Regions from separate parts of the Homo sapiens genome. Here region 1 is linked to region 2. A link is an interaction called in ENCODE POLR2A ChIA-PET data of the cell type or tissue named here. Cell type or tissue: A673. All regions are shown on one strand. Each heading gives the region's core, and the rest is flanking DNA. Links, peaks and the distances in the headings are about the cores only.

Region 1 (5,389 bases), core at 276-5,275, 1.7 Mb before region 2:
GTATATACACTTTTAATTATTTCTACAGCTGTCATCTTACCTGAGTTTTGCCACTATCTTTAAAATATTTGAAGCAGGAATAATTATCACTGTATTGTATTTAAATAAACAAAGACCCAGAGGCAAGAAGTGGCATGCCCTGGGTTACCTAGGAAATAACTAACAGTTATATACATTCATTTTCTGGGCCTGCTGTAATAACCACAAATTGGGTTGTTTAAACAGAAATTTATTGTCTCTCAGTGTGGAGGCCAGAAATTTGCAATCAAATTGTTGGCAGGGTTATATTGAGAGGTGACGCCAGCTGGACTTCCTGGGTCGAGTAGGGACTTGGAGAAATTTTCTGTCTTACAAGAGGATTGTAAAACCCACCAATCAGTTCTCTGTAAAATGCAGCAATCAGTAGGATTCTAAAAGTAGACAATCGTGGGGAGGATTGAAGAAAAGGGCACTCTGATAGGACAGAAACGCAACATGGGAGAAGACAATAAGGGAATAAAAGCTGGCCACCCCAGCCAGCAGTGGCAGCCTGCTCGGGTCCCCTTCCACACTGTGGAAGCTTTGTCCTTTCACTCTTCACAATAAACCTTGCTACCACTTATTCTTCGGGTCCATGCCATCTTTAAGAGCTGTAACACTCACCGCAAAGGTCTGCGGCTCCATTCTTGAAGTCAGCGAGACCACGAACCCACCGGCAGGAACCAATTGTGGACACAATATCCTTCTGTGGGGTGTGAGGGAAGGATCCGTTCCATGGCTGTCTCCTTGGCTGACAAGCTGGCTCTCTCCTTGGCTCTCTTCATGTTCAAATGGCATGCTTCCTGCAGGGAAGCCTGTGTCCAAATGTTTATTTCTTATGAGGACACCATCATATTGGATTTGGATCTGTCCTAATGATCTCACTTTAACTTTATTACCTCCATATATATCTTATCCATAAATAAGGTCTCATTCTGAGGTGGGAGGGATTAGACTTCCAAATATAAATTTTGGGGAAACACAATTCAACCCATGACAGTATGAAAACCCACATCCTTTGATATACTACTCAATACCTTGAATACCAAGCCACAACGCTGCTAAGGAAAGATGGGTAAAGATGAAAAAGTGTTAGCAGGGTGAATCAAAAGAGACCTTAATGATATGAAAATGGAGCAAAGTGGGTAATCATGGGAAACATAAAAAAAAATCAAGTACCTACCATAGATTGCGTGCAATTTGCAAAATTACCCCAAGATGGATCTAAATGTATTAATATACAACTTTTCTTTTATCCTTTGATGGGATTAACTACAACCAAAGTGAAGTTTAGGACGGAGTAAGAAAGCCCTTGCCTACTCTGTTTAGTTTATGGTAATAAATTCCAATTATTTTGAATTGACATTGTTCTGCACAGCCTGAGGTTGACTCCAAGAACTTCTTTCTCTGCTCTGTTAAGGTACCAAAGACAAATGACTATGCTAAATTCTTTGGCATAGCTCCATTTATTTAAACCTCATCTATGCTTTTCTTTTTCTCTTTGCAGGCCCTATGGGAAAAGAAAATACACACTGACCAAATGCTGAGCCTGTTATGAATTCTGTGATTTCAAAAGAGAAGTGAGCTAAGCCTGAGATTAAGCTTCTCTGTTTTAGGGGACTCTGTTGATAAATTATCCTAATAGGAATGGATACCAACTTTTTGTGTGTGTAAACTTGTGAGAGGTCATGGTCCGCCCCTCCACCCAGCTTTTTTCTCACCTATCTCCTTGGAAGTCCAACCCCATAAAATACTGAAACTATTAATTCACAAGACATGTGCACAGATCTTGTTTAGTTCTGCCCCTAATCTTGCTTTCATAAATATTTGAAAATTGCAGCTAAAGCCAAATTGTGCTTCTCACATAATGGAACTGCAGGCTAGTATAGCAGCGCAATCCTTTAAAGTTCCTGGAGGGGGGAAGTGAGAGATGATGAGATTTGGGGACAGTTTATGTGAGCAATTTGTTATGCATGCAGGAGGAATGGCGACTTGATGACAGATTCACTTCTTGGTCCTGAACCTTAATTAACAAGGCCCTCTGAGTAACATGCGGAGAAACAATAGGAAAATTCTTCTGAGCATTTCACAGATTATTCACTTATAATCTTTGGGGATTTATTTTATTATTATTTTTCTTTCTTTGTGAGCTGCAGCTTTGTTGCCTTGACATCCACACTCAAGAGTTATTGGTATCAAACCAAGCTATATAAAAAGCTATCAAGCACTTCTCAGATTTTCCACAGTTCAAAGCAGTGTTGGCAGCCTGCCAGCCATGAAAGATGAGCTGCACCCCAATGTGATGAGTGTGGCTGCACGTGCAAAAGGGAGCTTGGGGGTGAGGTAGGAAAGGCTGCCAACTTAGAGAACCCCACAGGGGAGAAAGCTGGATCCATCCCCATAGACCTGAGGGTCAATTCTGCCCCTGCAGGGAGCAAACGAAACTAATAATGTTGACTAGGTACAACCATCATAGAAATATTACATTCTTGGAAAATAATTTTTTAAAAGAGAAGAATCCAGCTATATTAACCAGAAAAATATCGGCGAGGATTTTATTTATTTTGGCCCCAGATACACCGGAGACCTTAGGTCTGGGAATCTGCTGAGACCAAAACACCAATGTGTAGGACCTGAGGTGATAATATTCTTCTTACAGACAGATGATATAAAATTAGGAATTTCTAAGAAATCTTGGAACATTCTATTATCCCTGATTTTGCCTGTGCACAAGCTTCAACTTTACTTTTTAATTTTTGTTCAGTCTTTTCCAATCCCAGTTGGTAAATGGAGGTGAAACCATGAGGCACATTTTAGTTTGTTTTAATCTTTCCAAAACTCAGTGATGCTTGGAGTCATTTTCAGGTAGCATGGTTGGCCGTGTTGTTGCAAATTAGGACATTAAGACCCAGAGACATTCTGTTCTTATCAAAGCCCGCGTAGCTAGCAAACACCAGAACTGAAACCCAAATTTCTACAATCACCAGTCACCCTCTGATCCAGGAATATATCATCCACTGAGTAACAGCATATTCACTTGTAAATGCAAACATCATATAAAGCTATGTAGAGCAGCAGTCCCCAACTTTTTTTGGCACCAAAGAGCAGTTTCATGAAAAACAATTTTTCTACGGACTACAGGGTGTGGGGAGATGGTTTTGGGATGAAACTGTTCCAGCTCAGATCAACAGGCATTAGATTCTCATAAGGAGCTCACAACCTAGATCCCTCACCTGCACAGTTCACAATAGGGTTCACACTCCTATGAGAATCAAATGCTGCCACTGATCTGACAGGAGGTTGAGCTAAGGCAGTAATGCTTGCTTGCCTGCCACTAACCTCCTGCTGTGTGGCCCAGTTCCTAACACGCCCTAGACCAGTAGCCGTTGGGGGCCCCTGATGTAGAAGACTCTGTTGGTGCCCCAAGTATTTTCTCTGCCAGTCATTTGTGGGTATTCTATGTTACACAAATTGAAAATGCAAGTTAACCCACTGAAGTGACCCTCAACCAATGAAGGATAGAAATTGGTGGATAGGGCTGGGCACGGTGGCTCACACCTATAATCCCAGCACTTTGAGAGGCTGAAGTGGGTAAATCACCTGAGGTTGGGAGTTCGAGACCAGCCCGACCAACATAAAGAAACCCCATCTCTACTAAAAATACAAAATTAGCAGGGCGTGGTGGCGCATATCTGTAATCCCAGCTACTCGGGCGGCTGAGGCAGGTGAATCCCTTGAACCCGGGAGGCAGAGGTTGCAGTGAGCTGAGATCGTACTCCAGTTGCAGTGAGCCATTGTACTCCAGCCTGGGCAACAAGAGTGAAACTCCATCTCAAAACAAAACAACAACAACAACAAAAAAAAAAAAAAAAAAAAGAAAAAAGAAATTAGTGGACAGCTCTCACAGCATCTTCACTACTTAGTGGCATAATTTCTATGCACATTCAACACAGGTTCTCAAAGTGTCCACGTTGGACTGAGACTTAGTTATCTACAGCAGTGACCAATTCATTAATGTTCCTTTTTCTGTGACCTATTCATTAACGTACCTTTCTCTTTCCCTGTCTCAGTTCTTCCCTCTCACTTTCAAATATATTACTTGCACCCAAATCAACCCAAACCAACACCATTAACTTGCATATTTATCACGTACTACATCTATCAATGAGCCCAGAATCCAAAGATCTCGCAACAGAAAGAAAAACCCAGTTGGATCTTTGTTTCCTGTTCCAGATATAGCTTTACCTACGACAAGAGAATTGCTACTTTCTTTTCAAAGTACTTTATGCTACCATGATATTTTAAGAATAATGCAATTTGATTGGAGGACAGACTTGTATAAAAGCAATTGAGAATAAAATGAATATCTACTTCTAAATTCTACCAACCAGAAATAACTACTGTTTATATTTTGGTAAATACAATTGTATATACATATATGTTTACAAAATAAAACAGTTTCATATATTGTTTTATAACCTTTTTTATTTAATATGTTATGAGCATTCTCAAGAGTCTTCAGATATTATTTTGTAATATTATATTTGCAATGGCAGAGAGTTTCACCTGATCTATATACAGAATTATAGTCAGTATTATAGGACATTATTTTTTCTATTTTCTGCTAACATCAACATCCTTAAACTTACAAAATGTTCTTATTTATATTCCTAATAGAGGTAAATAAAAGTGCCAACAGCTTCACTGCAACTAGCATTGCATCCTAATAAATTTGTTAATTTGCTAGTAGAAAATAGTATTTTAACACCTTCAAACATATTTTTTCCTTACTCAGTGATCTCCCTTTTATATGACTATCATAAGTGTTGCAGCCTCCTTGTTTGAGAATGGGTAAAACTTTGTTGTGAACTTTTCAACTTACGTTTCTTCGTGTTTGAAAAATATTCCCAGCAGCTGTCTGTGAATTCCATCTTAAGCAGCTGCTGGTTTGGGGTGGATAATGGGGCAGTAAGAATGTGCCAAAGGACTGAAGAAGTAAGAAGATAGGACTTTCTGAGGTGTTGGGAATTGAACTTCAACAAGATATTTCTTGTGGGTTTTTTAATGTGTGGGAGAAAGACTTTTAACATGTGACCTTCCCATAATATCTAAATCAACAATATCCTGTCTGTTTCTAGGTTTAAAAGCAAAGCTGCTTAAAAAAATGCAATAGAGCTGTATATGAATCTGTCTTTATTTAATCTCTGGTTTCCCCTGTTAGGAACACTGCACTATGACTTTCATAGTTCTTAAAGGGTTATAAGCTTAATATTTGCCAGGAAAGCTTGAGTGGTTTCAGAAACTTGAGAGAGAGAGAAAAAAATCTCTTTTGAGCATATGTACAGTCTAGCATCTCATTTCCAACTTGTAA
Region 2 (5,389 bases), core at 264-5,263:
TTTCTCTTTATCTCAGTAAAGAGAAATATCTGCCTAATGATCAACTTCCGGGGGCTTGGTTGAAGTTTAGTGAATGAGATAGAAAAATGGTTTCAGGCTACGGGGTGGCTATTGATATATGTTTCCCTAAATTCCTTTGCTAATCCCCACACCTTGGTCAGCTAACTATAGGACTCTCCTGATTATTGTGCAAACAGTAGAGAATTCCTCTTCAGTATAGCTTTCTCATTGTATCACTTCATGCACTGTGCTGCCTTGTCACAATTCAGCCAGTGCTGAAACCATTAAGATTTTATTAGGTTTGTCCTTGTCATTCTATTACGCGATTGGCAATGCTTATTGACAATTCTTATTTTCTGTACTATGATTTTTATAGTTTTAGTTTATTAAGTGCTCCTGGAATACAGGCTCCTGGAATTAATTAGAAAAAGAAAAAACCTTCTTAGGCAGCACTAGGAGAGAAACACTGAGCAGAAAGCTATAGCATGACTTTCGTGCTTTGAGTCTCAGTTCCTATGAAAAGAGTTAAATTACAATAAAGTAGCCTGGAATAGCTGCTGGTTTTTACTGTCATCTTTAAGAGACTGGCAAGGACGGGTTCTTGCTGCCCCCAAAGAGCATTTTTTTTGCATGTTGATTTATACTCAGGCTTTTGAAGCTATGGTCTCCTTTAAATGAGAATTTCTGTTTTTACCTAGCACCTGCCATTAAGCCATTCTTTATAATTTCTAGTTTCCTGGAGAGGAAGCAACATATTCAATACAGTATTCACACAAACAGGGAAATATTTAAAAGACAAAAAAAAAAAAAACCCTTTTCCTTTTGATATTTGAAATTCATCTTGTAAAGCAACTATTTTTATCACCAACATTTAGACTTATAGGTGACATGCCCAATGATTTTGAAACATGAGTTCGTTTAATATCTTCTAGAAGCACGACTACCTCAGTGAGAAGCGGACAGAGAGTTGGGAGAAAGTATTGTGCAGTTAACATTTTTTTCCTTCTCTCAGTTGAGCTGGGATTCATCTCTGGCTTCACATTACAAGCAGCTTGGATCTGTGTGCAGAACTTACATTTCTTCCCTGGCTTGGGCCTCTCTATCCTTCCGATTTTCACAGAGCCATCCTTTGCCTGCAGTGTTTTTCCTGATACCTCATGGGCTAGGGTAGAACTCTTTCCACAGGACCATGATTACCTGATGCTCTAGGGTTAAGAACTCTTTACATAGAACCCTAATTCCCTGCCTACTCATTTTTCTCCCCTCACTTAACTTTTAAGCCTCATGAGCCAAAAACTACATCAGCTCTGCATACAGCTGTATCCTCGTTCTAGTGCTCAATAAGTATTGGTTCAATAAATGAATGGAAAGTATATTACATTTTCATGCTTTTTGATGTCCATGGGAGAAGTATTTTTAGGTTATGTTTATTAGAAATTTATCTTAATTTTCTCTAGAAAATTGTGGCAATAAAGCCAACTTTCTAAAGCACTTGTAAGAAGGTGTGTGTAGATCATCGGTTCTCAACAGTTGGCGATTTTCCCACTCCAGGGGACATATATATGGCAACATCTGGAGACATTTTTGGATGTACACCACAGCCCCAAAGCACAGAATTATCTGGCACAAAATGTCAGTAGTGCTTAGGCTGAGAAACTGGGGTAGTTGGAAGTGCATAAAGCTTGGCAGGTCAAAGCTGATTTTATTTTGTTCTACACAGTGGAATTCAGCTCTTTGGATATCATTAATAATAACAATTACATAGAGAACAATCAGCATTATTATGTTCTTGCCATGTACAGACATAAGCTTTTCACAAGTATTATTTTGTTTAACCCTGTCAACTGTGCTGTGAGTTAGGAACTATTATTATCATTTTTCAGATAAGGAGACTAAGACTTGAAAAGAGAAATGTGTACTCAAGATCCTGCTGCTACTTGGTGATAGAAGTAGGATGAGAACTCAGGATCTATGCTTGGTGACCATTATACATTCTTTCTCTGTAAATATGGTCCCCAACTTAAAGTCTAAAAGGATCGCTGCCTTCATTATTCAGTAGGAACCACAGCTGGAAATGCAAAGAAAATTTAAATTTAAAAATTTAAATGTAGAAAATCATTATGGCTTAGGTGGTTGTAATTTTACCAATATGTATACTGATTGAAACAAAAATAGAGTGCATTCACTGATAGGTGTAAGCTGCTGTTGATACACGGAACAGAACAAATCTGCTACATGCTGTTATTTTGTGGGATTCCCAAGAAGGTCAAAGAAAGCCCTGAGAGTTTGTTTTCATTCAAAATTGAACTTGTCATAGCCGATCAACACATTGTGGTCTAGATGGGACTTTTCTCCTATTAAGGTATATGAACAGTGACAGTTTGCCCCATGTAATCTTATTAGGAGCTTTCTTCAGAACCACATCATCTTCTTATATAATTACAAAAGAGCCACTCATGAGTAAAATATGCCTGCAAGAGAGCAAGGCCTGGGGGCAAAGGGTTGGCTGATGGGGGCCTGTTCTCTCCTTGCAGAGGACACAGTTCAGGAAATGGAAAATTTACGATCTGGATGCATAATAATAGTTTCTAGGCCCATCCCTGAGTACTTGGTTTGCTCCCAGTGTTAATGTCCTTGAGGCTGTTAGTTGATGAACTCTAAGCAAACACCATCATCCTCAAGTATTGATTTGTTTCTTAGCCCCTAATACTTGGCCTATAAGACAATGTAGAAGTATCTATTCTTTTTACATATGAACTTAGAGACCCTGGTGCTGCTGTTTTTCTCTCCTAGGACATTCTTTTCAGTGGTTGCTTCTATCACACTTTGAAGATGCCAGTAGAATACTTAAAAACATTACATTTTATTCTTTAGTCTCACTTTCCTATCTCTTGTGGAAGTAATTATTAATAGCACCAAACTGTTTTTTATTCTTAAATGTTTTACAAAAGTGGGCTCCGGTGATGACAAGTAACTCTTTAATGTCCTACTAGGCATTAGTACTTGTCATCTAGATAAACATTTTCTGTTAAGGCCAAGTGTCGTACATAGTCATTGCACTGCTCCACCCAGAAGATGTAATTTACATATAAGATGTTATTTGAGACTGTCTCCCGGGGACAAAAGTGATTAGTATGCCTTATCTCTTCTCAAAAGAGTCATGTAACATGCTCTTGCATCTATTTTACATTTAATAAATTAAAACATGAATGATTAAATAAGATGTTCATAGTGCTTCACAAATTTGAATGCGCCCATCCCAGGCTCTCGCTAACATTCTGGGCCTGAGGTTTAGCTTTTCTACCATCTTGCCAGGTTAGGCTCATGCTGCTGGACCAAGGACCACACTTGAGTACCAAGATGTTAGGGAACATTAAGATGGTTTGAAACCTGAGCTAAGGATGCCATCAGGCTGATAGCATTAAACTCATTTTTCCTATGCCACCTCAGTTATATAAATTATTCTTTAAGTTTATAGAGAGGTTTCTTTTGGAAGGAATGGCATCCTTTTCAGCAGCAAAATGTATATTAGGTTTTGTAAAAAATTAAATAATGCTTGACTTTTTTTTTTTTTTTTTCTTTTTGAGGCAGGTTCTTGCTCTGTCACCCAGGCTGGACTGCAACAGCATGATCTTGGCTCACCTCCGCCTCCCAGGCTCTGGCAATCCTCCCACCTCAGCCTTCAGAGTGGCAGAGACTACAGGCTCATACCACCGCACCTGGCTAATTTTTCTAATTTTTAATAGAAATGGGGTTTCACTATATTGCCCAAGCTGGTCTCGAACTCCTGGGCTCAAGCTATATGCCTGCCTCAGCCTCCCAAAGTGCTGAGATTACAGGTGTAAGCCACCACATGAAATCAAGCCCGGCCATGCTTGATTTTTAATAAAGCATCGTATCTCTCTATTTTACCTGAAAAAAGATCCCCTCCCACCCACCTTATATTTCCGAAACAATAAAAAATGAGTTTTACCTTTTCTGGTCATCGAAGGCATTTTTTGAGATGGCTTAACAATCTTTTAAATTATAGAACACATTTACAACATCCTTGACACTTAAATAACATTTCCAGTGTTCTTTTTTTCTTTTTTAATTATATTTCTAAAGATAGCTAAGAGAACAATTTCAAATAGTTCCTCTATGCTTTTAGATGTAAGTTGTTTCAATCTCCATGTATTGGTGAGAATTAAGAGACTTGCAGTTCGCCATGTCCTGTCATGTTAGCTTATTTTGTAGGGAAATCAAATCTGGCACCTTTCAATTAACTTCTTTACCTCTCTAATCTAAAAACAGATAGAATACATTCTGGAGCAAGAAGGCATGATTACTATCTGTGGATTGCCTTGACTTCCTCAACTGTGTCTTCTGTCATTTCGAAATTTGCTAAAAGACCTCCTATAAAAGCAGGAAAGCACAGACGGAAGGAAGGTGGTGCTGTTGAAAAATAATTTACCCCTAGTCGTGAGCTTGGCAACTCTTCAAGGGATCACAATGGTGTATCTCATCTGGACCTAGAGGTCTCGAAGGAGGAGATAAGTGGAAATGTTTTGTGGGCTGGAGCTTAGTCATTCTCCTCGGTGACTTGAGGTGCAAGCTATTTTGGAGGAAGATAAAGAGGAAGGGAGACAAGAAGTGGGAAAGAAAAAAGTCTCTCTGCCTTCATACATGCTTCTGTTCACTACGTTTATACTACTTTTTTTTCTTTGAAAAATTTTTTCTTTGAATTTCTTTTTTTTCTTTGAATGATTGTTTTAAATCATGTGGTAATGTGGTCATGACATATGTTAGGTAACAAAAAGAAAAATAATGATTCCAATTTTGTTAAGTATATGTATAGAAAAAAGGAAAGTAAGCAAATCGATCAGTTATCTTTGAGTGATAATATAATGAATAATCTTTATCACCTTCATACTGTGTTCTTTATATTTTATTCTCTAAAATTTTCCATTAAGCATGAATAAGGTTTTGTATCAGAGTTTTAAAATACATTTTAAAAGGAAATGGCAACTTATTCAGCTACAGCTTTTTTATAACATAGTATATGAAAGTTCATATCTAGTAAATGTATTTGGAAATATAATACATTTGGAATAACTTTTCTGTAAGGATGCATCTTTTTAAGTGACTTTATTAGTCTCCATGTTGCATTTTTAAATATATAACTCTGCAGGGCTTCACATTTTCCCCTTCACTTTTGCTAGCTGTCAGTCATCACCTCTACCTTGAAACTAGTCTATGACCAGTAGGATTTGTAGATAATTATCATTAACTGATTGAGTGGATTCAGCAGTGTGCCTGTTGTAATTAAGTGTTTGGATATGCAAATAGATAAAGAATAGATAAAAGAGAAGGTACTGATTAGGATGTTAAATTCACAATATGATGGTTG

Evidence for each region. Peaks named below come from ENCODE experiments on the same cell type or tissue, not always from the same donor. Only the 100,000 strongest peaks of a DNase experiment are listed, where the experiment ranks them.
Region 1: POLR2A ChIA-PET joins it to region 2 with 21 read pairs; 1 of 35 experiments calls an interaction of 5 or more read pairs at or near these places.

What each region holds. Positions count from the first base shown.
Region 1 is chr14:83,865,763-83,871,151 of GRCh38, forward strand. No RefSeq gene overlaps it. Among named protein-coding and RNA genes, the nearest start is that of LINC02305, 47 kb to the right of the region's middle. In A673, for the core only: no CTCF peak of the experiment used is centred there; a DNase peak (open chromatin) is centred at 2,289.
Region 2 is chr14:85,615,524-85,620,912 of GRCh38, forward strand. The region is part of intron 1 of FLRT2 (fibronectin leucine rich transmembrane protein 2); the gene reads left to right. Among named protein-coding and RNA genes, the nearest start is that of FLRT2-AS1, 87 kb to the left of the region's middle. In A673, for the core only: no CTCF peak of the experiment used is centred there; a DNase peak (open chromatin) is centred at 2,498.